Linked DNA regions of Homo sapiens: all the other regions are linked to region 2. Evidence: chromatin loops called from intact Hi-C (ENCODE). Cell type or tissue: gastrocnemius medialis. All regions are shown on one strand.

What was found. Hi-C counts contacts between places; a loop is a spot of excess contacts. Peaks named below come from ENCODE experiments on the same cell type or tissue, not always from the same donor. Only the 100,000 strongest peaks of a DNase experiment are listed, where the experiment ranks them.
Region 1: it touches region 2 in a loop (4-fold over the local background); 70 of 110 quality-filtered maps call a loop at or near these places.
Region 3: it touches region 2 in a loop (2.8-fold over the local background); 4 of 110 quality-filtered maps call a loop at or near these places.

Annotation. Positions count from the first base shown.
Region 1 is chrX:109,923,796-109,931,795 of GRCh38, forward strand. No RefSeq gene overlaps it. Among named protein-coding and RNA genes, the nearest start is that of TMEM164, 75 kb to the right of the region's middle. In gastrocnemius medialis, no CTCF peak of the experiment used is centred here; DNase peaks (open chromatin) are centred at 2,506 and 4,006; H3K27ac peaks cover 5,263 bases.
Region 2 is chrX:110,141,896-110,149,895 of GRCh38, forward strand. It overlaps TMEM164 (transmembrane protein 164), which reads left to right. Exons shown (of 7, transcript NM_032227.4): 5 at 2,903-2,981. Among named protein-coding and RNA genes, the nearest start is that of MIR3978, 64 kb to the left of the region's middle. In gastrocnemius medialis, CTCF peaks have their summits at 4,084 and 4,856 (motif pointing left); DNase peaks (open chromatin) are centred at 446 and 1,796; H3K27ac peaks cover 4,755 bases.
Region 3 is chrX:110,017,807-110,025,806 of GRCh38, forward strand. The region is part of intron 2 of TMEM164 (transmembrane protein 164); the gene reads left to right. Among named protein-coding and RNA genes, the nearest start is that of TMEM164, 19 kb to the left of the region's middle. In gastrocnemius medialis, no CTCF peak of the experiment used is centred here; DNase peaks (open chromatin) are centred at 3,525, 3,765 and 5,165; H3K27ac peaks cover 8,000 bases.

The sequences.
Region 1 (8,000 bases), 220 kb before region 2:
CTTGGGACAGTACCTAGTGCATGGTGATGACACAGTAAGTATTAGAATTATTTTATCTTCAGCAAATACAATGTCTGGCATCAGGCATTCAATCAATAGGTACTAGATGAATGCATACATAGATCAATGCATAAGCCTATGATGGAAGCTGGTGAACTCTCTTTTCCTAGAGAGCACTTAAACTATGGAAGAAAACCATTAGTGACCATTACTGTTAATTTGTTTTTTGTCTTTTGCTTTTTTTTTTGAGATGGAATGTCTCACTCTGTCACCCACGCTGGAGTGCAGTGATGTGATCTCGGCTCCCTGCAACCTCTGCCTCCCGGGTTCAAGAGATTCTCCTGCCTCAGCCTCCCGAGTAGCTGGGATTACAGGTATGTACCACCACGCCCAGCTAATTTTTGTATTTTTAGTAGAGATTGGGTTTCGCCATGTTGACCAGGCTGGTCTCAAACTCCTGACCTCAAGTGATCCGCCCCCTTCGGCCTCCCAAATGCTGGGATTACAGGCATGAGCCACTATGCCTGGCCCCCATTAGCGTTAATTTGCTTAACCCCCTTAAGCCTTTACTCAAAGATAACTTTTCGGTGAGGCTTTCTCCAACCCCAGTACCTCAAAACATTTCCTATATCTCCTTCCCTGCTTTATATTTTGCCTTGGCCCTTGACCCTATCTAAGATACTACAAGTTTAATTATTTATCATGTTTATTCCTGCCTTTCCAATTAAAATGTAAGCTTCCAAAAGCCAGGGATTTTGTTTGTTTCTGGAGAAAGACCTGGTAAATAGTAGATTATCAATAAAATTGATTGAATTGAATGCATAATCATATGGAAACAGGGCAGGGCAGTGCAGGGACTAGGATAGGGCAAGCTCTCAGGGTAGTGTGCTGAGCCTACATTTGCATGGTCTCAGAGTAAATGCCTCCTTAAAATTTGCAGCCGAGGCACCTCCTTGCTCACCCCAGTCCCAGCCCTGAAGCAGGGAATAGACCAGATCACCTAGTGAGATCTGTCTACTCCCAGGCAGTGGCATGCTGGTAGATGTTTATCAACCAGCTCTTTTAGGTTGGTAAGGTGGGGGAAGCCTTGATTTGTAATGTTTGCCAATATTCCCATCATGGCCAATTTCAAGCTATCAACAGAATGTTTATGAACAGAGTTGGGAAGAGATGTGCCCAGTGGGCTCTTGTGAGCTGGTACAAGTTGGCTCTAGCGCACCACTGAACAGGATTCTTTTTTTAAAAAAAAATAATTACCTTGTTTTTATTAATCTTTCTTAAATGTGTATATAGCTCACATTTATTTCAGGGTTTACCACTAGAAGTGTTTTGGTCTTTATTTAGAAGTTTGGCAATGTTTTGTGACCACAAATATGCTATAGAAACTTAAGTTGGTTTCATTATACATTGTTTCACATAAAGTTTCCAAGAACCTATCGAGGCTGTTAGTGAGGACTTACTGTACATCTTGACATGGGAGAATTGGGCATTAGGCATGAGCATGTGCCACTGCAGCAGGTGGTGGGCCGCTTAGGAGTCTGGATTACCAATTTCATCTGAACTCTTGGGCAGTCTTGAACTTTTGCTAAATGCAACCAGGGCCAGCATAAAAAACAAAAACTGCAAAGAGGAATTAAGAATAATGAGGGGATTAGCATTACCCATTTTCACCACTAAAATATATCCCAGAAGCGCATTATTCTGAATGGAGGGCAAGTAGTATCACTTTCAGGTTATGAGGGATAACAGAAAGGAAACTTCTGTTTTCCAAGGACTATGTGCCAATCCCTCTGCCAAGCACATACTCCTATAAAGTAGGTACTTCTACAATCCCCATTTTAAACAGATGAGGAAACTGAAGCCTAAATACAATAGATAATTTGCCCAAGATCACACATGCAGCAATGGCAAACCAGGATTCAAGTGGAAGCATATTTGATTCCAAGGCCCATGTACTTTTTCTTACATAGCATCATACTGTGCTATGGCATGAATATGGTGACATCTCCACAGGTATGGATTGAGAAACTTCTGTAGGCCCAGACATGTGTCACAGGCTGTATTTCATGAATTCCCTTCTCTGCATCTGGCCAAACCTGCACTTGTTCCAGAAGACAGGGGAAGTGGCTGTCTTATTCACCTCTCTATGCTCAGTGACCAGCATGGTGCCTGGTGGACAGAAGGCATTCAATAAATAGTTGTTTGAAGATGAAAGGAATAAAAAAAGAAATGAAGTAAATTGGAAAAAGGAAAGAATTTTTGTCCCATGGATATTGTTTGTGTTTATGGATCACTCAAGAAGACTTTAGACACAAAATTTGCATAGATACTCCTAAGCAAATTATTTCCAACTTCCATTAATTAATTGCCAGCAGTGGATTCCTTTTTATTTGTTATGCCAGAGATCATGAAAGCATGGAATCTGGGATAGATTCTGGAATTATCTTCACTGTAGATTGGCTTTCCTAACTGTTGTGTGCTTTGGCCGTGAGTCCCATCAGTCGGTACTCTCTGTGCCCATTCCAGTGTGCGTAAATGACTGGCAGCATTCAGGGATAACTTGAGTGTCAGAAGAAAAGGGCTCAGGCTTCAAAATCTCCATGGCTAATCTGTAAAGTAGGCAATCCTTCCGCAGATAATTGAACAGTGACTAGATTTAGTTACTGGCTAAATCTCAGGGGTCTTCCACTCAGTACCCTTACCCAGATATATTTCGTGAGATTTTCAAAAACAGATACAGACATGGTCTCTGGTTGTAAATTTCCCTCCTCTCTCTCTTTTCTGCTCATGAACATAACCAGTGCCAGGCCAAAGGTTGCCCAAGCTTAAATATTCTGGGCTGATTCAATGCCTGGGGATGTATGTTCTGATGCCTTCTACAGAGGTGGCCTGCTGAATGCATTTCGGAGATGCGTTTTGCTTGGAATGCTTAATATTTGGACATTATTTTTCAGTTAATTGACAGCATAAAAAAGCAAAGGAGATTCTGCATCAGTTCTTTTGATTTCTCTTGAAAACTTGGAGGCTCTAGGCATGCAGACTGACACACAGCAACATTGGGCTGGAGCTGAGTAGTGGCTGCCCTGTTCGAACAGAATGTGCATTCACTCCCTGATTCACCTCTGCCGCACCATCTACTCTTATCTGCCCAGCAGTAAGGCAGGCTGTCAGTTGCAGTTTGTTATCTCCCTTTGTGCAGCTATTTCATAATTTGGATGGGCATATGCTCTGTAGTTTGCCACAGAGAGAAGCCCACCACACCCACTAGACTGATTTCAGTTGCCTACCTGGCTCCTGTAATCACTATGTCTGTGTTTGAGCCTCTCATCCCTACTCTAAGGGGACAAAGCTGGTCTTAGGCATAGGCAGAGCTCGTAGCTGCCAGCACAGATCGGTAGGAAAAGTTGCCAACAGAAAGCCCGCATGCCTCAAAAATAGCTCCCTGGCCTGGTAACCTGCCTGCCTGAAATTCACACTATCAGTCACTTCTTGGGTTAAAGAGCTTAGTCTTCCCCTTCTCAAAGTGAAAACATATTACTTTGGAGAGGCAAACCATTATCCTGTGATGCTAGTTCCTGGGAACATGAGGGGAAAGGGTCTACTTTAGCAGCATCTCAAAAAGCATTGGGACTGCTGACACTGGCTCAGGTTACTTCTCTAGTCTCCAGCAAAGGAGAGAGGCAGAGAACAAGTAAGGACACAGGACAAGTAAGTTTGCTGAGGGGAAGCCACAGAGAAGGGCTCAGAGCCTGACAGCACACCCAGGAAGGGCAAGGCCTGGTGGCCAGCACTGGGGTCCTGTGGATAGGTGAGGGATAGAAGGCATTGCTCCAAAGGAGAGAGAAGTACAGAAGAGCATCAGCCTTTTGTGGCCAGTGGGCCCTTCAGAGAAAGAATGAATTTGTTCTTTAGAAAGGATTGCTTGGTTGGGTATAACTCACAGGTGGTGTGAAGGCCGGAACTCTATAAACAGATCCTCCTGCAGTTACCAGAGGCTATTTTTGCTCCTCGCAACATCATGTGCCGGGCAGACAGTGGCCCTGTTGGAATGCACAGAGAGCAAAGCAACACTGCAATTGGTAGCTCCCCAGGGAGAGGGCTTTTTTATTTTAATTTTTTCCATTTCCAGCACACTCTACACTGGTGCTTCACCATTCCCACCCCAGAAACCTAGCATTTATTAGCTACAACCCCTCCCCAGCAGCCTGGGGCCCTAAGTGTTCCATGTAAACCTCAGGCAAGCAAGACTCTCCCAACACCAGGGAACCGCCAAAACTAGCTTATCCACTGTTCCCAGCCCTGCTTCTCCAGACACCAGATGGATTCCAGGACTCTCCTGGTTCCTTTGCTTCCACTGCTCACAGGACATCCCACATGGCAAGAGGGGAGGCAGAGGAGAAAATGAGGGAAGTTTACTGGGCACAGTAGCTCACTTTTCTGTAATCCTAGCACTCTGGGAGGCCAAGATGGGAGGATTGCTTGAGCTCAGGAGTTCAAGGCCAGCCTGGGCAGTATGGTGAAACCCCCATCTCTACAAAAAATACAAAAAATTAGCTGGGCATGGTGGCACACACCTTTAGTCCTAGCTACTTAGAAGGCTGAGGTTAAAGGATCACCTAAGCTGGGGGAGGTTGAGGCTACAGTGAGCCATGATCACACCACTGCACTCTATCTGGGAGACACAGTGAGACCCTGTCTCAAAAATAAAATAGAAATAAAAATAAAAGAAAATGAGGGAAGTAGAGGCAGGTGATAGGAGGGATCATGAAAGGCAGGGGAAGGACTTTGTCTACCTTCATATTTTACTCTGACTCTTCCCCCTCTTACTGACTTCCAGCACAGGCTGTGTCCCCTGTGCCTCTCCAAGAGCTTCCCAACCTCCATTTGCACACCATTGTTCAGGGGCCTAGCTCTTTCCTCCAAGTTGCCTCCTACTACCTAGACACAGGCTGCATCATGCTGATTTACAGATTAGTCAGATGAAGACTCAACACCCACCTCCCCTCAGCCTTGGCAGCTTGCGTTGCCATGAGAGTGACAAGAAGGGTGGAAATACTTATTATCTACTTTATTTTATATTGAAGCCAATCCTCCCAGGGCCTACACTATTCCTCTCCAGCAGAGGTAGGAACTTGGAGAGACTGCATGAACTTTTCAGGCCGCTAGGAGTATTTGGAAGGTAATAATTTACTAAAGTCAGCCCTTGATTCCTCCCGTGACTTATCCACTTTGCGGATTATCTGTGGGTAATGCTTTTCTCTAAGCTGGCCTCCCCTGCCTTCCAGTGAGTTTCTGAGCTGTCTTTTTTCCCTGCTCCCACGACACCCTGTGGATATGTGCTTGAAGAATGCACACTTGAACATTTGCCTACGCAAAATGGAAATACAGAGGAAAATTGGGTGGAGGTGGGGCAATCCTCTAGTTCTTTCCTATGTCAGCCAGAAGTGATTTGGGGTGTTTAATTAAATCTGAAACTTCTGAGTGCATAGTATGCACAAAGGTGCTAGGGTTGGTATCTGGGGAGGCAATAATTTTATTTTTTCTACTTGGTTCCTTTTTGTTCCTTGGGAGTCCCAGGGATAGAAGAGAGTAAATGTGAATGAAATGAAAATGTGATTGACCCAAAATGCAAATTATACATCATCATCATCATCACAATGATACCTAACACTCACATAGCACTTATTATATACCAGGCAGAGTTCACAGGGCTTTATATGCATGAACTTGCTTAATCATCACCACTCTGATTCGAGATAATATTAACCCTGTTTTAAAGGCAATGAAAACGAAATACAGAGAGATCTAGTGACTTGCCTAAGATCATGCAACTGGTACCCAGGTAACATTCATCCAGGGTTCACAGCCTTGATACTATTCTAAACTATTTCTCACTACACACATTCTGTTGTTTCATTTTTCCATTGTTACAGAACTACCCCCAAACTTAATAAGTTAAAGCTGCAACCATTTTATTTGTTCATGATTCTGTGAGTCAGAAATCTCATCACAGTCTGAATGGTTTGTCTGTGATGTCCGGAGCCTCAGCTGGGATGGCTCAGACAGTTGGGGCATGATCAAGATGGCTTGACTGGGGGTCTCTGTCTGAAACCTCAGTTCTCACTGTCTACTGAGTTCCTAGATTGTCTTCCACATGGCCTTTTTGTAATGGCTGGTTTGGGCTTCCTCACATCATGGTGGCCTCAGAGTAGTCAGACTTCTTCTCTGGTAGCTGGCTATCTCTGAGAGAAAGAGGAAGCCTCCAGGCCTTTTAAAATCTGGGCCTGGAACTGGCACAGCATTACTTCAGCCATATTCCACTCGGCACAGTAAGACATGAGACCAGATCAAATGCAAGAGGAGAAAAATAGATTTCACTCCTTGATGAATGGAGTGACATGCACACATATATACTGAAACAAGTTATTAATGGTGGCCATCTTTGGAGACTATCACACTATTTATATATAGAACATACATACCATTTATATTATATTATATTATAAGTTAATATATTACTTCATATGTATGTGTGTGTGTATATAGATGTACACATACATATGAAGTGTATATAGATACACACACACGTTGATTTTTTTAATGTTGAAAATTGCAACTACATTGACCAACACCCTGCAACCACTGACCCCACTTAAAGATACTCAGTGAATTTTAAAATCCATTCCCAGGTCTGGATCCTGCTAAGTGTTTCAATGCCCCCTCCAGTATCTCAGCCAGGTCTCCTAGACCCCAATAACTTAGAAGACTATGATTCTAGGGTTGACACTGGCTGGGCCCTACATGCATGGAATTGCTTCTTTCTTCTGAGACTGTAACCAGGGGGTCCTCAAAAACAAAATTCTATCCCAAAGCAGTATCCCACTGGGGCTCAACCAGGGAACCCCAGACAGCTTGGCAGGTCCCATTGCCTTCAGCCATTGAAGACTGCAGCTGTGTGGTGGCAAGGGAGGAGAGTAGACCGAAGGACCTGAGGAAACCTGAATGGTAGTCTTGATTCAGCTTCTCTGCATGTGAATGGGAGGACATGAGAAGGAGGCACAACAGACATTTGGTCCTGAGTTATCATGTCACCTCACTGCCTGTAGACCTCAAATGGGCATGAAAAAGGAGTGTTTGGTTATTTCCCCTCCCCCAGAGATGCTTTCATTATCTCCTCTTTACCCCTCCTCATAAATGGCAGGGCCTTTGGCATAATGGCCATACTCCACTGCCATGCCCCGCCTCTTCTCACCTAAGCTAAGTCAGTTCCCTGTTATAGCCACTGATAGGTCATTCACTCATTCATTTTTTTCAATGTTTATTAAGGGCTACTATGTGTAAGGCACTGTTCTAGGCAATCGGGATACAACAGTGAACAAATTGGACCAAAATACCTGCCCTTAGGGAGCTTACATTCTATAAAAAGGAAATACACAATAAACAAAATCTGCAAAATACACAGTACATTAGGTGGTAAATGCTATGGAGAAAAATAAAACAGTAAGAAGGGTAGAGGAACTGGGGTGGTTAGGGGATTACAATTTTAACTAGTGTGGACAGGGAAGTCCTCTCTGAGAAAGTGACATCTAAGCAAAGACCTGAAAGAGGCGAGGGGGGGAGTTATGTTGAGAATAGACTCTAGGAGGAAAAGGACAGAAGCAAGGAGAACAGTTAGGGGGTATAGGAGATTGGATTATTGTTCTCAAGTTTTCACTCCCTTCCTGTTATAGAATTTTATATGCATACCCTCGTCATGCGACTTTGCAGTACTTCCTGCGAGAGCAAGCAGAGTATATTTTGCCACCACATTGATGCTGAACATTACCATGTAACTTGCTATGTCCAATGGAATGTCAGTGGATATGGCACTAGCAGAGATTGTAAATGTATTTGTATTATTTACCTGGCCTTTGTGCACCTGCCATCTTCTGTGAGAAGAACATGACCCAGTTGGCTGCTATTCCAGAATGAAGAGATACATAGAAAGGACACAAACCCAA
Region 2 (8,000 bases):
TAACCTATTTCCTCTTTCCCTCCCCTGGCTTTGGTTGCAGTGGCATATGCACCTAGTTCAGTACTCTTTGTGGCCCCCTGAAGTAGAGAAGTCTTAGAGTAGGGGTGAGGCAGCCATCAGAGGAAGGAAACTGCTGGTGGGGACAGTCTCTTGGCCATTCCATCTGAAGTCTGTAGTGTAGCCATGGTGGCTGCAGAGATGCAAAGGGCCAGTGACAAGAGGCTCAGGAGCTGGGAGGCCTATGTTGCAGGGCAAGTTTGGCTACTGTGTGATGTGTGGCTGGGGCACCAGACAGTAGGCAGAGCATGCTATGAAGATGAGGATCATTTGAACAGGAAGGGACTGGGCTAAATCACCATGTGGAGGGACGAGTGAGGACATGTGCATGTCCTGCCCCTGGTCCTGTTGCTGATACCACTATGACTACTCCCATTCATAAGGGTGGCTCCTCCCCACGGGGCATCTCCTGTCAGTCGGCCTTCTGTGGGAGGGAGCGAGTGAGCAAAGGATAGCTGAGTGTGCTGGCTAAGACTATAAATTCTAGAGCCAAACTGCTTGGATTTGAATCCTGGCTCTGTCACCGAATGAGAATGTATCCTTGAGTAAGTTATCTAACTTTTCTGTGCCTCAGTGTCCCATCTCTAAAATGGATATAATTGGAACAATACAGTTCTTATGAGGATTTGTTTAAATTAACAGTTTACAAAGTGATTTTCATAGTTCATGGCATAAAAGAAGTACGATGTGAGTTTTTGTTATATTTTAAAAATTTTAAAAATCATACAACAATCTTAGAAGACTTACTTTCATTTTACCGATGCCAAAACGGAGGTGGAGAGGTTAAGGGCCTTGGCCAAGGCCACAGAGCTACCGAGCAGCAGAGTCAAATCTAGAACACAGCTTTGACATACTCCAAAGTCCTAGCTTGTAACTGCAATGCTTAACTGCCTCCCTGGACATTCAGGTGGAGACTTTGCTTTCTAGGAGAGCTGGGAGGCAGGGTGAGGCAGGTGGGCAATGTGAGTCAAGGTGGGTGGTCAGCAGTTGGAGTCTGAGAGGTTGGGAGAAGTACTGCTTGAGGACACACCTGGGACTAGTGGCTGCATGCCCTTGGCCCGGCTCCTTGGTTGGGGAGAGCAGCCTGGCTTCCCAGGCCCATTTCAGGGACAGGTCAAGTCCCTTAGGTGCATGAAGGTGCTGATTTCAGCCAGAGAGCTAAGCCTTCTTGGGACTTTTTCCTTCCTTCCCTATTTTCCAGGTGACCTCAGTGAAGTTAATAACCCTTTTGCACCTCAGTTTCCTCATCTGTCAATTGAGGATAATACTTTACCTGTCTGCTTCCTGGGTATTTTGAGACATTGAGTAGATTGTGGATGTGAAATCATTTGAAAAGCATAAAGCAGTACCTAAATTTAAGATACTAGAGTGATCTCAGACCACATTACTGTGAGGGTCCAGTGTAGATCTCTCAGGCCTCTCCATAGCTACCTTGTGCTGATAATGCCCAGTGTCCAATTTCATGACCTTTTCCAGCTGGGGTCTACAGTGATACTTGGACTCTTACCTCCTTTTCTCAGTTTTTACATTTCCCTTGGTGAGTGTAAAGTAATAGTTGAGCAGCATGTGGGTCCCTGGGAAATTATTTTCCGTGTGGATTTTTATTTTTAAGAGCCAGAGCCAACGTCTGTGTCCAGCCTCCACAGTTGTCCCAGCTCCCATTCTGGGAGCTCTGCCATCTTCTTGGTTTCAGCCCTTGGCATAAGACAGACCTGGGCTCCTGTGGCTGGGGAGCCTGTAACTGCCTCCTCTCATTAGCAGACAGTCTTGGTTATGTGCTTGCCCTGTGGGGAACAGGGAGGCAGCTGACCCTTTCCCCTGGGTGCCTTTGTCTGTCCTGGCATACTTTGGGGTGTGTGTGTGTGTGTGTGTGTGTGTGTGTACACGTGTGTGTGTATGTTAGAGATTCTGTAAGCCCAAGAGGCTAGGCCTCTTGTCAGCTGCCAAAGTTCTTTTTTCCCCAGAATTGAGTTAGCCACCCAACTGTTTCCATTCTCTGCCCGCTGCGAAGCTCTACAGCAGGGCTGCTGTGGCAGGTCAAAACATGCTCTGCTTTGAGAATACAGAGATTCCATTTTGAGAGAGATGGGAAACAGGAGCGAGTGAGTGGGTGTGTTGGATGTAGGGAAAGTGAGGACATTCTTTTTGGTAAGCTGTGCCAAAATTGGCCCAGAAGCTTGGTCTAAACTCAAAAGTAGGGCTAATGCTGGGCTGACACCCAAATATCCAATGGGGAAAGTTTATTCTTGGATCTAGACCCTATGAGACCTAGCAATCATTTTTTTTTCTCATCTGGAATATGGGGATAATTCTACTCCATATATTCTTCATGTCAAATGAGAAATAAACTTGTAAATAGTCTACCGTCTAGTCTCCAGGAGCAGGAAGTGACATAAGGTTGTGATTCTTAAAGTATTTTGCAGAATACAAACTGTTACTAAAAAAAGAATCACTTGCTAAATAAGTTTGGGGAACACTGGATAAACAATGGCATGTTTTTTGTCTGTAGGGGCCACTCAGGTCCTTCATATTCCAATAATACACATGGGAAACCACCAAGGGGATATATTATATACTACATCTCCTAAATTTTTAACCAAACTTTCTTAGTGGAGCATTTACAAGTACCTTCTCTACAAAAGACATCTAGGAAGATCCTGATCTAGATCAGAAGAATATTCATTTTGTTCTTTTTTTTTTCCTGCAATTGTAAAGAGAAGTGAATTGGTGAAATGCATGGGATTGCTGAAATATGGGTCCTGAACAGCAGGGGAGGTCAACTTTGGACTCTGTTGAAATGAATGCTTCCTGCTCTAAAACACTTCTCTCCCTCCTATCCTCACAGCTCCCCTTTGAATTGGAGATTTACTACATTCAGCATGTTATGCTCTACGTGGTACCCATCTACCTGCTTTGGAAAGGAGGTAAGGCCAGCAAACCACATTCCTATGTAACCCCCACACCTAACCTCTCCCTTCTGTTTTTGGGAGTCACAGCCTCTTGGGTGCTTCCCAGGATCTTCAGCTGCCGCTTGACTGAGTTTCTTCAACATAATTTATGCCGGGCACCAGGAAGTGGGGAGATGGGAATGGACGAGGCCTGCAAGGGGTCTGGGGACTTTTTAGACCCACCCTTCACTGGGTGACTATGGTGCTGCTGACTGTCTGTCACAGGGCCTGGGCTTTGGGTTCTTGATGGTGGCATTGTGTTTGCATGGAGCCCCCCACACTGTCACCTTCTTGTACTTGTGCCTTCCCCCTGCCTCAATGTGCAGTGTGGGATAGAAGGAGAGAGTAAAGCACTCGGTCCCCTCAAGAACAAAAGAAGATATTGTAAGGGGCAAGAAGTCCGGGGACCAGGGCAATTATGGGATTGAGGGGAGAGGCAGGTGAAAGAGTGGTGGTCACCCATGTAAAATAAACCACTGAAAACCTTCATTTGGTGAAGAGGGAGAGACCACCAACCTGGTAGAGGCAGCCTGGAAAGGAAGCTGATCTATTTGTAACCTCTCAGTGACCCTTAGATTATCCCTTCCCTCTATTGTGTAACAGACAAAAGGAAAGGGGTGCCTATCCATCTAGGCTTGTTGTGAGAGCCACTCCTTCTCAGTGTTCTTTACTTTCTGAAAGGCCCTGTGACTGGAAGTCATCCTCTTTTAGTTTTAGCCCCAGCCTCTCTATCTCAGTTGCTGAGACTTTTCTGCTCCTACCTCACTCCAGGCAGCAAGGGTTTCATTTCTACCATACTGAAAGTGGCATGAGGCCACATGGGCCCTTGAGCTCACTGGAAGATAGTCTGGGAGTTCTGCTGGGCACTGCTGCTTCTTGGCTTATGCGTGGATGCTCTAAATCAGGCATTCCGGCAGATCTTAAGATCTGGTGTGAGATAGCCCCAAGGACTGGTCAACCCAGGAACATATTACAGGATGGAGTCTACTTATAGTCCAGAGATTTGCCTCCTATGCCTTGATTTCTATCAGTTCTCCATACTTGCCTAAATATTCTTTGAGACTGCTTTTACCCTGTGCGGCCACTTGGGGTCTCACGATGTCCCAAAACACTTCCTTTTAATTTGCTGTAAAAGCACTATTTTCCTCACGAGGCTTTAAGGAAAGTCTGAAGTTCCAATATCCAGGAGACTTGTGCCATTTCTCAGGTCTGTCCCCTGTGGCACAGGAAACAGCCTCTTAATATTAAGTCTCAGAAATACACACATTCTGAATAGAACCAGGCAGATAGGTGTTCCTGGGCCTCAGAACCCTGCTACTCATCGTTCCTGGCTTCTGAGGTGTGTGATGGAAGTCCTAGCCAAATCTGCATGGCTGTTATTTAAACATATTTGTACTCTAAGGTCACCATAAAAATCTGTCAGGTAGCTGGGTTAGACTGGTCTGACATGGAAAATACCAAGTAGCCATCTTTCCTCCCTCCAAAAGAATAATCCAGGAAGCCACATCCTCAAGACTTGGCTAACTCTAAGATAATTGTATCTCCTTAGAGCAGATCCTCCCGATAGCCCAGTTCCCTAAGTGGCGAGGTGAGAGATAGTAGGGCTGTAATGAGAGACAGTATGCTCTGTTATTGCTAATAACCAATAGATACCCTGGTGCAGTGAGGGTTTAGCTTGCAGCACCAGTGGAGTGATCTCACCAAACTGACTTTTTACTCCAGGACCTCAATGAGAGCATCTACCACCCCGCAGAAGTTGATGGGCCCCAGTACCTTCTATCTGGCCAACTTTGAGCTATTTTGAGGGCTCATCTCCCATCTCCCTTTCCAGCTCTTTACTGCCATCTGCTGTTCACTTGGGGGGAATTATGAGCATTGAGAGAAACATCTGGATTTCTTCACCTTTGATCCCAAGCCTTGGACCTAGGCCTTGCAGAGGGAGAATGGATCTGAAGCAAGCTGTCAGAAGATTAGTTTTCTGTAAACCAAGAAAGCCGAGAGTCTGGGGCTTCTGTTCCCTAGAAGTCGCTTGTAATTTTGTAGAAATAAATGGCTTAGCAATTTTTACCCAGTACAAGACAGCTCTCCTATAGGTATCTCCCATGCCCAGGAACCCTGTTTTCCTGAAAGGCAAGGTCCTGCTTGAGCATATAGTGCCTCTTCCTATGGTTTGGGGTGGGTGGGTAGGTGGCGCCTTGTGGGAAACCCACTCATCCCTTATTGTTGCAGACCTTATGCACTGTCACAGTACATGGGACCTCTCTCATCCACACTGCTCTTTTCTTCCTCTGGCCTGTCCCTTCATTTCCCTGTTTCCTTTCCTTCAAACTTGTTGCCTGTGGCCCTCTGGAACTCTATTTCTTTTTTTTCTGTGTTACAGTATTTTTAAATTTAATTTTTATTAGATACTGACAAATTATGCTTTTATATATGTGTAGGGTACAAGGTGATGCTACGCTATATGTATACAATGCAGAATGATTGAATCAAGCTAATTAACAAACTATATTTCTTACAAACCACTCCCAACCCCACCGGCAGCTCTGCATGGGGCACAGAGCCTTCCTGTCTCTTGCCTACAGCTTCCTCTAATGGAGGCTGCTCTTTCTGCCCTGCCCCATATGCTGCAGAGCCCCCTCTGTCTCTTCTAGAGCACTATCTCATCTGTACGTTAGGGGAAAAAGGCTTTCTCTTTTACTATTCTCTCTCTTTTTTTTTCATCACCACCATCACTTGACCTCTTGGTCCCTTCCCCTATATTCCTAGAAGTCACTGGCCTGTAGCTCTCAATATTTCCATTATAATTTGAGCCAACATCCTGAGAGACTTCTTGTAAGGACCACCCATCCACCCCAGCTTCTCAAGGTTTGGGCTTCTTAATTGCAGTGACCTCAGCATTCCCTTCTTTTCAGCCACCAGGACCTTGTTTTCCCGTAAAGCTCCTCTATGTGAGAACGTAACTCCTGTTATGTTCTTTCTTTGACCCAAATCTCCACTCCTTTCCTCTTCTTCCTATTCAGCTTGTATCTCCATGACCTATCATTGAAACTTTCACTAGCTCCTGAAAGTGTCTCACCTCCCTTGTCCCTTCCAACTGGGATCAGTGTCCCATGCCTTTTCAGTGTGCCCAGTCTTGGCCTACTGGAGGAGCTCTTTCAAGCCATTCTGATTAGGGCCATGAAAATTTCATGATGTCTATTATAATTGTGCTCTCAACACCATTGCTCAATTTATTTTCTGTCTATGGCCAGCTCCTCCACACATTGCCCTCACAAGTCCTGTGCTAAATCTTTACCACCCTCCTCAAATTTCCTGTCTACTCTGTTCAAACCTTCTGTTCTCTCCACCCTCAATAGATCCCCCCTCTCCCCACAAATGACTGAGAAAATTGAGGTTTTGGGATGGAAATTTCCTCAACACTTCTCTCTACCTCTACAAGCTTCTTTACCCACATCCATCCCTATCTTCCTCCTTCTCATCCTGGAAGAAATGGTGTTCATTCTGTTCTGGCCAATAATATCCCTGTGCGATTAGCTCCCACCCCTGCTACCACCTCTGGAGCCTCATTCTATCAATTAATCACTTATGTACCTGGATATTCTTTTTCTTTCTTTTTTTTTCTTTTTTTAGACAGGGTCTCACTGTATCACCCAGGCTGGAGTACAGTGGTGCAATCACGACTCATTGCAGCCTCAACCTCCTGGCTTACATGGTCCTCCCACCTCAGCCTCCTAAGTAGCTGGGACTACAGGCACATACTACCACACCCGGCTCATTTTTTTTTTTTTTTTTTTTTTTTGTATTGTGTAGAGACAGGGTTTTGCCATGTTGCTCAGGCTGGTCTTGAACTCTTGGGCTCAAGTGATCTTCCCACTTCAGCCTCCCAAAGTGTTGGGATTACAGGCATGAGCCACTGTACCTGGCCATTAGCTGAATTTTCAACCCTCTCTTCACTGCTGGCTTTTCAGCCAATACAGATGTTCAAATCTTTCCCATTCTAAGAAACTTTCTCGCAATCCCATACAACTCTGTCTTCCCTCTTCCCTTCACACCTAAGCATCCTAAAAGAATAATCTAAACAACATTTTCTAAAATTTAGTTCTTTGGGCAAGACAATTTTTGTCTTATCCACGTAACCATGTGTGTTATTATGTATGTAATACATGTCCTTAAATCTATTGAGTTTTTTTTTTTTAACTAAAATATATACGCTTTCAAGAGAAGCCCCATAATATCCATGAGATTGTGGCTTTGATTTACTGGTTATCTATTTTAACACAGTTTATATACAAAACTATTAAAAATGAAATGTTTATCTGTTTGCCACCTGAAATCACCTCATACATGGTGCATAACTTTGGGAGACACTGGGGTCTGCCCTTGAGTTTTCTTCTCAATTACCCTTTATTCCTCAGACCATTTACTCTGATATCTAACCCTCTACCAGACTTTTCACAGAAATGGTGCTTCTAAAGATCACCAGCAACGTCTGTCTGACCAAATCTAATGACCATCTCTCAGTCTTTATCCTACGGAATGCTGTTGCATTGGATGGTATTGATCACTCCGTTTTGGATTGCTCTGCTTCGGGGCTTCCAAAGTTCCTCCCTTTCCTGGCTTTCCTACCTCACCAATCATGTCTTCTCAAGTCTCCTTCACAGGTTATTTTTTCTCACTCCTCTGAGATGTTGAGTTCTGTTCTAGGCTCACATCTCATTCTAATTGTCTGGTATGGTTTTGCCTGCTTTCACGGTTTAACTACTAGTCTGTCTAGTTATGGCTGCTACATCACTGTCTACAGCTCAGACTTACGAGAGTCACATTCATATAGTTTACTCAACTTCTCTACCTAAATGTCTCAAGCATATGTCAAACCCAACCTGTCTGTGTCAAACTCATTATCTTCCCTGTCAGCCCTCCTGCTCTTCTTGTGGTTCGTGCCAAGTAGCAGCATCCAATCACCCCAGCTAAAAACTGGGAATCATCCCTGCCTCC
Region 3 (8,000 bases), 120 kb before region 2:
GATCTGTCTGCCTCCACCTCCCAAAGTGCTGGGATTACAGGCGTGAGCCACTGCGCCCGGCCTGCAGGCCACCTCTTTACCTGGCTGGTATAGCAACTGTTTTTTTCAATTTACTTTCCTGCCCTTGCTTCCTGTCTTCCACAGAGGAGTCTGGCCCTGGTGTCACCATTACTTGCTGTTTGCCCTGGACAGACAGTTCACAGGGATGTGTGTGCTCACTGAGCCTGCATGTAGAGCCAGTATGGGTTGCTTGCAGATGTTGGTTGTTTGGAAATGGGACCCACTCAGCTGCGGATATAACTGAGGCCATCATTTCCTGCCTCCAAATAGAGGCCTGCATCTAATCCTAGTAAACAGTTGTATGGGGCTCCAGGGCAAGGGATCAAAATTAGAACCTTAGTCTAGCAGAGGTGACAAAGGCCAAAGAAGAAAAACGTCAGAATAATCTGTCAGCCCAGTAGTAGAGGTTAGTTCATCTTGGTTGAGTAGTAGAAACAGCACTGGATTAAGGGTTAGCCAGACCTGGGTCCTGGTTGTAGGTTCATCACTAGCTGGTTGACAAAACTGAGTAATTTTGGCCATTCAGGTAGCCTCTCTGTGCCTCAGTCTTCTTATATAATAAGAAATAGAGTGTGGTAGTTAAAAGTGCAGGCTCTGGAGCCAGACTAGTCAGGTTCAAATCCCAGTTCTGCTGCTTTCTAGCTGTGCAACTCTGGGAAAGTTAATTGACATATCTAGGCATGGTTTTTGATTTGTTTTGTTTTATTTTGTTTGAGGTCTTCCAAGTTCATTATTTTTCTTGTTTATTGCTAGACCAGTATACCTAAAGCCTCTGGGTCTGTTTTCTTATCTGCAAAATGGGGATTAATAGTAGTATCTACTTTATGGGGTTCTTGTAAGAATTAAATGCATGACTACATGTGAAGTGTTTAGAATAGTGGTGCATGGCAAGTGTTTAATAAATATGAGTATGGCTGTTATCATCTGTAAGACAGAGATGATCTTTGCCCTTCTTACCTTATAGGGTAAATATGAGAATCAAGTCAAATAAGGTATGTGAATGTGCTGTGAATATATGAATGTGCTGTGAATATAAGAAAGTGCTATCAAAATGAGAACAATCATCATGTCTTGAGAGCAGGAACATTTAAACATTCCCTAGGCCACCTGTTTCTAGAATCAGATATTGATGTTATTTCCTTGGTAGCCTGGCAAAAGGGAGAAAGGTAGGTTTGTATGTAGGGTTATATAAATGCTGGGGCCATCAAGCAATGTAGATCCTGCTTTTTTCTTCCCAGTGTACTCAAGAGGGCTTGAAAGCCATGCATCCTAAGTAAAGTGGTTGGGGGATTTGGAATGAAACAGTATCATCTGCCATGATACTGTTCCTTCAGTACTCTTATCTTATTTAACAGCATCACAATCCATCCAGTGACCCAGGTTAAATCCCTAGAAACCTTGATACATCTCAATTCCACCCTCTTCCTCCTTTTCATCATCATAGTCTCAGTCATCTTGATTCTGCCTTTCATGATCTCTTCCATTTCTCTTCCTTTTCTTCTTTGATTCCCCTGCCCTGGTTCATGTTGTTGTTTATCACTGTCATCATCATCACCTGTCTTGTTAGAGCAGCCTTGTGATTGATCTTCTCTCCTCTATCCTTTACACTACTCTATCCTTTACTCTATCTACTACTCGACCCTTTACACTACTGCCAGAATGATACAAGTAAAATACATGTTGGATCATGCCATTCCCTTCCTCCAAAACCTTTGATAACTCCTTAATGCCTTCATCAGGGATGGTAAACACATAGATGCATACACTTTATATTGTCCCTGGCCGACTGTGCTAATCAATCATAGGCACGCTTTCCCAGGGAGAGTCCAAGTAGATTTAAAATCTGTTTAGCATAGCATTCTAGGTAGCCACTTATCAATCAGTCAGAGCTGGTATTAATATATAGACTAGGGATGGCACATAGATAAAGCCTGTAGAGAAATCTTAATCTCCTTATGATAGGATTCGGTATCTTCTGTGATTTTGGTCCCAACCTTTTTTTTCAGCCTTGTTATTTAGTATATTCTTCCATGTGTTCTCTGATCCAGCCACCAGCACCATGCACTTCCATTCTTCTCTGAGTTTATACTTTGTTTATGCTGCACTGTTAGACAGAAATATTCTTTCTTTTCTCTTCCTGTTGAAATGCTAGTTATCATTCAAGGCTCAGCCCAAACACTCCCTCTTGTGAAGCTGTCTTCAAGCCTCTAAGCCGGATTTAGCCTCTCTTGTCTATTTTAGCATGTTATTCTGCCTTGTATTATGTAATTGTTTGTGTATCTTCCCTACTCCTTAGATTGTATGTTCCCAAATGTAAGGTCTATGTTTTTATTAATTTTTGTATCCCCCGCACAGCTTCTGGTACATTCTAGATTCCTAATTTTTTAAAAATTAAGTCTAGTCCAATCCCTTTGTTTTCCAGATGAGGAAACTGTGGCTTAGAGGAAAAGGTCATTAGTTCATTTTGGGATTTGTTGATTTTCAGATGTTTGAGATGTTGAGGATGGATTGTCCAGCAGGCTATTAAGATGTGGTGAAGGCTAGAAATGTTGATTTAGGAGGTATTGCCTTCGAGAAGATAAAGGAGGAGAAGAGGAGAGCATCATGCAAGCTAGAGAAGAGAAAGAAGAAAAGTATTCTGGGGAATGTCTCCTTTGGGAGCAGAAAGAAGACTCTGACGGAGCAGCCATCCAGGAAGTGGAATGAGATCCAGGAGAGGAAGGAGTTTCAGAAGGCAGGAGCTGGTCCTCTATGTCATGAAATGTAGAGGGTGAGGCCAAGGAGGACCTGAGAGAAGGTAATTAGATTTGGTGTTTACAGGCTGGTCCCTGTGGCCAGCCACCCCACCCACTTTAAAATATTTACTCTACAAATGTTAATGTGTGAAGAGTTGCATGCCAGAATATTTATGGCATCAGTGTTGGTGGATACAGAACATTGGGAAACAACCCATTAATAGCAGAATGGTAAATCTGGCCAGTGAATAGTATAGCTTTTTAAAAGGAGGCTGATGTCTGAATTCACTTTCAAAGTTGTTCACAATGTATTGCTAAAATACAAAAATGTTGCAGAACCATATGTATGAGAGAAACCCCTTTTTCTAAAAAAAAAAAAAAAAAAAAAAAAAAAGCCCAAGCAGCCTCTTTATATGTGCATGTTTATGAGCACATTTTAAAAATCTGGAAGAATGTATACTAAATAGCACTTACTCCTGAGTGATTAGGGAAAGAGGGGAATTCTCATTTTTTAATGACCACATTTCTGTATTATTTGAATTTGGTTTAAGTGTAGATTCCTTTAGTAATTAAGAGAAATACTTATTTAAATAAAGAAAGGATGATTGGCAGCCTGTGAGAATAGCTTTACTAAAAAAGATTCAATGGACAAAGGAAGCCAACTCACGAGAGAACATTTGGCAACTGAGAAAACATCATGTGTTTTGGAGGCTGTGCCACAGGTGCCTTGCTGTCTGTGTGGCTGGTGGGGGTGAGGCAGGGGGCATGGAGAGATTATGGCTGGAATGAGGCAGTTACCCCATTGCCAGGAAGTTCAGTGGAAAGGGAGGGGATAAGTAGAAGAGTAGCTAAGTGGCCAAGAGGCAGGCAGGGGCTGATTAAGAAGGAATTAAAAAAGCAAATCTGTGTGTGTGTGTTTGTATGTGTGTGTGTGTGTCAGACAGTCAGATTCAGTGCTGAGCTGCAGAGGGAGAAGGAAGGGGACACTCATTGCTATGAGGAAACATCAGTGTGAAGCGGGGAGCAGGGTAGTTGAGAAGGGACAAATGGAATACCAATTTTAGTAGTAGGGAAGCTTCCAGAAAAGCATGAGATCTCAGGCCAATTAAGCCTCTGATACATGTAATGGTTGGGGACTAGGCTGGACTAGCTAATCGCCTTCTCTAACGGTAGGTTAAGAAAGCTCCTTTTTGTTTATGTTTTGGTTACAAAAAATGTTTTGGCAGTAGCAGACTTATTGTACTGGCTCAGAGAATAGTCTGGTGAGTGACTGAAATGGAATTTTTGTGAGCCCTTGAAGGCCTTTAAGTCATCTGGACCTGCTAAAGTTTGGGACTAGAAGTGGAGATGGAGAACAGTGGAGGTCAGAGTCCTCAACCCTGGCTGCATCTCTCAGTCACCTAGGGCAGCAGATAATAAAACACAAACCAATGCCTGCTCCCACACCCTGTTCTTAGATAATTGATTACACTTGGGGCCTGGACATAGGCATTTAAGAAAAAACTCCTCAAGTGATTCTAATCTGTAGCCAGGGTTAGGAATCAATAGTTGAGAAGACTGGATTAAATGTGTTCTGAGCCTAAACTGACCACTAGAAATGTGTGTGTGTGTGTGTGTGTATTGAGTGATATCTCAATATAGTTATTTCCTCCTCTTTATTCCCAAAGCCTTGGGAGTGGACTGCTTGTAAAGTGTTGGTCCCATAGCCTGCTAGTTAGTTGTTTACTTGTCAAGAGAGATCTAAGATGTAAGATTCTCAATAATAGTAACTACCTTTATTGGGCCTTTTCAGGGATAGGTTTTCAGACTTACTCTGAATCATACAGCTTGTAGGATGGGTGCCAGCACTAGGACCCATATCTGCCCCTTTTGAGCAGAGTGCCTGGCATATAGGTATTTGATCATTGTCACATGATGTGACAAGGAGCTTTGTTTCTTTGTGCAATGCTTCTTTTTATTAAAAAACCCAGCGGTGGTAAAATCTGACGTATTTGAAAAGTCTGGTGGGAGAGAGGTTTGAGGAGAACTGCCTGGCATTCAAAAAGCTTATGATATGTTAGATAGTGTGTGGTGAATCTAGATCACATAACATGTATTAAGCAATTACTCCAGGCCTAGTCGTACTAGAGAGATACAAAAGTATTAGATGTGGTTTCTGCCCCCAGGGAACTTATTATCAAGGCTCATTAACAGTCTGACTACTGTATTTTCAGGTGGCAAGTATGTACAGAATTTATGACCAGAAAATGCTAGAGATCAGAGAGGCTTTCAAGTTCCTGAAGTTCAAGCCCGTCGTTTTGCAGATAGAGAAAGAAGCCCAGAGCAGAAAGCTGCTTGCTGAAGGTCACACCACTTGGGAATGGCAGAGCCAGGGCTGGTGTATATGGCCTTACCCTTTGAGGTCCTATTACACTCTGTTCTGTCGCCCTTGAAGGACAGGTGAACCTAATGGCCTGTGTTAAAACTTTAACGATATGCTTTATGCCTCCAGGCCTCCTTATGGTTTGGGGGAGGGGAGGTTAAATTTTAGTCTTTCTTAAAACCTTGAGTGGGAAGGGCCAGCACTGGTTACCTCTGGCTCAAGCCCAAGAGTTCTAAAGATGGCTAATTTTCCCTTTACTGAGACAACCACTGATTCTAGTCTAATTAGGGCACTTTCCTACTCCTCCTAAGGGTCTTTCCCAAGCTCAGTGTGTTTATGACTTTTCTACTTCAGTTCCTCATTTTTTTTTTTCCTTTTTGTGAAACTCACCTTAAAGACAAGAGGTGCCTGTCCTTATGGGTGGGCCTGAGAGTTAGAGGAGTGGGGCCAGTTCCTAGTGATACTAGCATCAGGCTGGTTCTTTTGGCCTTGTCCCCTGCTACTTCCCAAGCCAGAAATTTAGATCCAAGTTTGGGGCTTTCTCAGAAGGTTCAGGTATAATTCAAGGTAGAGGTATTCTTCCTTCCAGACCCCTCTCCCCACACAGTTAGTATTAGGGTATAATTCTAGTCACCACTAACATCTATTGAACGCTTACCAAGTGCCAGGCATCCTGTGGAATAGATGCTATTATTTGCATTCCCATTTTATAGATAAGAAAAATAAGGGTCAGGGAGGTTACGTAACATACCCAAGGTCACACAGCTAGAAAGTGACCAAGCTGGTATGGATGTGTAGATCTGGCTGACTCGTTACTGTTAGGCTAATGGAGCCTAACATGAAAATAAGTTACTAATTATATTTTTGTATTGACGAAGAACCATTTGCCAATTTTCTGCAAGCCAATTTAAAGAACTGGTTGAAAGAGAAGCATCCTACCTATAGTTCTGTTCCACTGTGGGGTGGACTGTATCAAGAGGCTTGCCAGTCACCTGCATTTGTCAAGTAAGTCCCTTCCCTTCTCTGAGATTCAGTTTCTGCCTCTGTAAATGAGAGGGTCAGACCAGATGGTATCTAAGACCTTTTCTGGCTTCATTTGCTACTTCCTGGTAGAATGGAAAAATTGTAGAATTGGATGAAGGACACAATGCATTAGAAACACAAATGTGGAGAGAATACATAGTTCATCACGGATGGGTTAGTTAGCCAGTTACACACTGTTTCTGTTTTCCCTTGTGAATTTATAATGAAACATTTTTTTTTTCTTTTCAGTGAGCTTCTTGCTAACATCAGAAAGTACTAGCTTTCCTTTTTTGTTGTTTGGTTCTTTTGTTTGTTGGAGACAGGGTCTTGTTCTATCACTCAGGCTAGATGCAGTGGTGTAATTACAGCTCAACTGTAACCTCGAACTCTTGGACTCAAGAGTTCTTCCACCTCAGCCTCTCGAGTAACTAGGACCACAGGCACATGCCATCGCACCTGGCTGATTTTTAAATTTTTTGTAGAGACAGGGTCTCACTGTGTTGCCCAGGCTGGTCTCGAACTTCTAGCCTCACGTGATCCTCCTGCCAAAGTCCTGGGATTACTGTTGTGAGCCACTGTGCCTGTCCTCTAGCTTTCTTAAAGGAGCTGTTATTTAATTTCAGGGCTTGTAGTCTCTAAAACTGTTGGTAAACGTTGAATAAAGGCTGAAGGGTAACAGGGCACTTAAATACGAGATGCCATGTTTTATGGCTCTGTGTGAGAATTAGTAAAATTTGTGTTCTGTTTTACAAGAGGGCCTTGGGAGATGATGGTTTCTAGAAGAGAAGCAATTGAAACAACAGATTGTACATGTAACTTTTATCTCCTTGCAGGGTTTAAGAGCAGGCAGATACATAACTAGGTCTAGTGTATGGTATCATTCATTTATCTGTGTGTCGTGAAAAGATCTTGTATTCAGGAACACTAGGTTAATAATCTACAAAATCTAATACTATTAGAATGGTAGGCTTGATCTTAAAATTTTTATGTTGTTGTTATTGTTGGGTGTGTGTGTGTGTGTGTGTGTGTGTGTTGGCATATGTGTTCTTGAACCCAGTGGCCTTTATTTTGGATGGTTTGTATATCAGCTTGCATCAGGGAAGGCTCTGAGGGCTTGTCCCCAAAGCCAGGCTCTTTCCTCCTCTCCTGCTGGCTCACGTATGTCTCCAGGTTCTTATAAGGCAGAATAGACTAGGTACTGCTATTAGAAGGAACAAAATTATTTACCTTGGGACAGGAAGGAGAAGCCCTAACAGGTGGGCTCTGATGGCAGTGCTGCTTGGCATACAGTCAGTGCTACACAAATGTTAAGCATTCTGCTCACTGGTCCTAGGTCAAAGCCCTTGGGATGCTCATCACTTGTGGGCTCAGGTATCAGGGCAGCTGAGTTAGAAAGCCCAACAATATTGCTATACAGAGGGAGTTAAAAACCAGATGGCATCAAAACCCAAGCTGCACACACATCTTGTTCTTCAGCTGCCAACTCTGCACCTCAATCTGATTTTACCTTATTCTCACCTAGGTCTGGGTAAGTTCATGTAATTGCATGTTCCTGCCATGAATATCCTGGTTTTCAGAAAAAGAGTGAGTGAGATGAGGCCACAGTGTGGCAGTATTTGTTTTGTTTGTTTGTTTTTGTTTTTAATGTTGCTCAGTCATGCCACGAAATGGGTACCTCCTAAACACTAACTTGGATACCCTGCTGGTTTGCTGCCTTTCAGTTTTCTATTCACATAATTATTGTTTGCATTCCCATTCTAATTTTGGCCTCTGGTCTCAGTAAGAAGGAGAATTGAAATACTCAGTGTCACACTCATTAC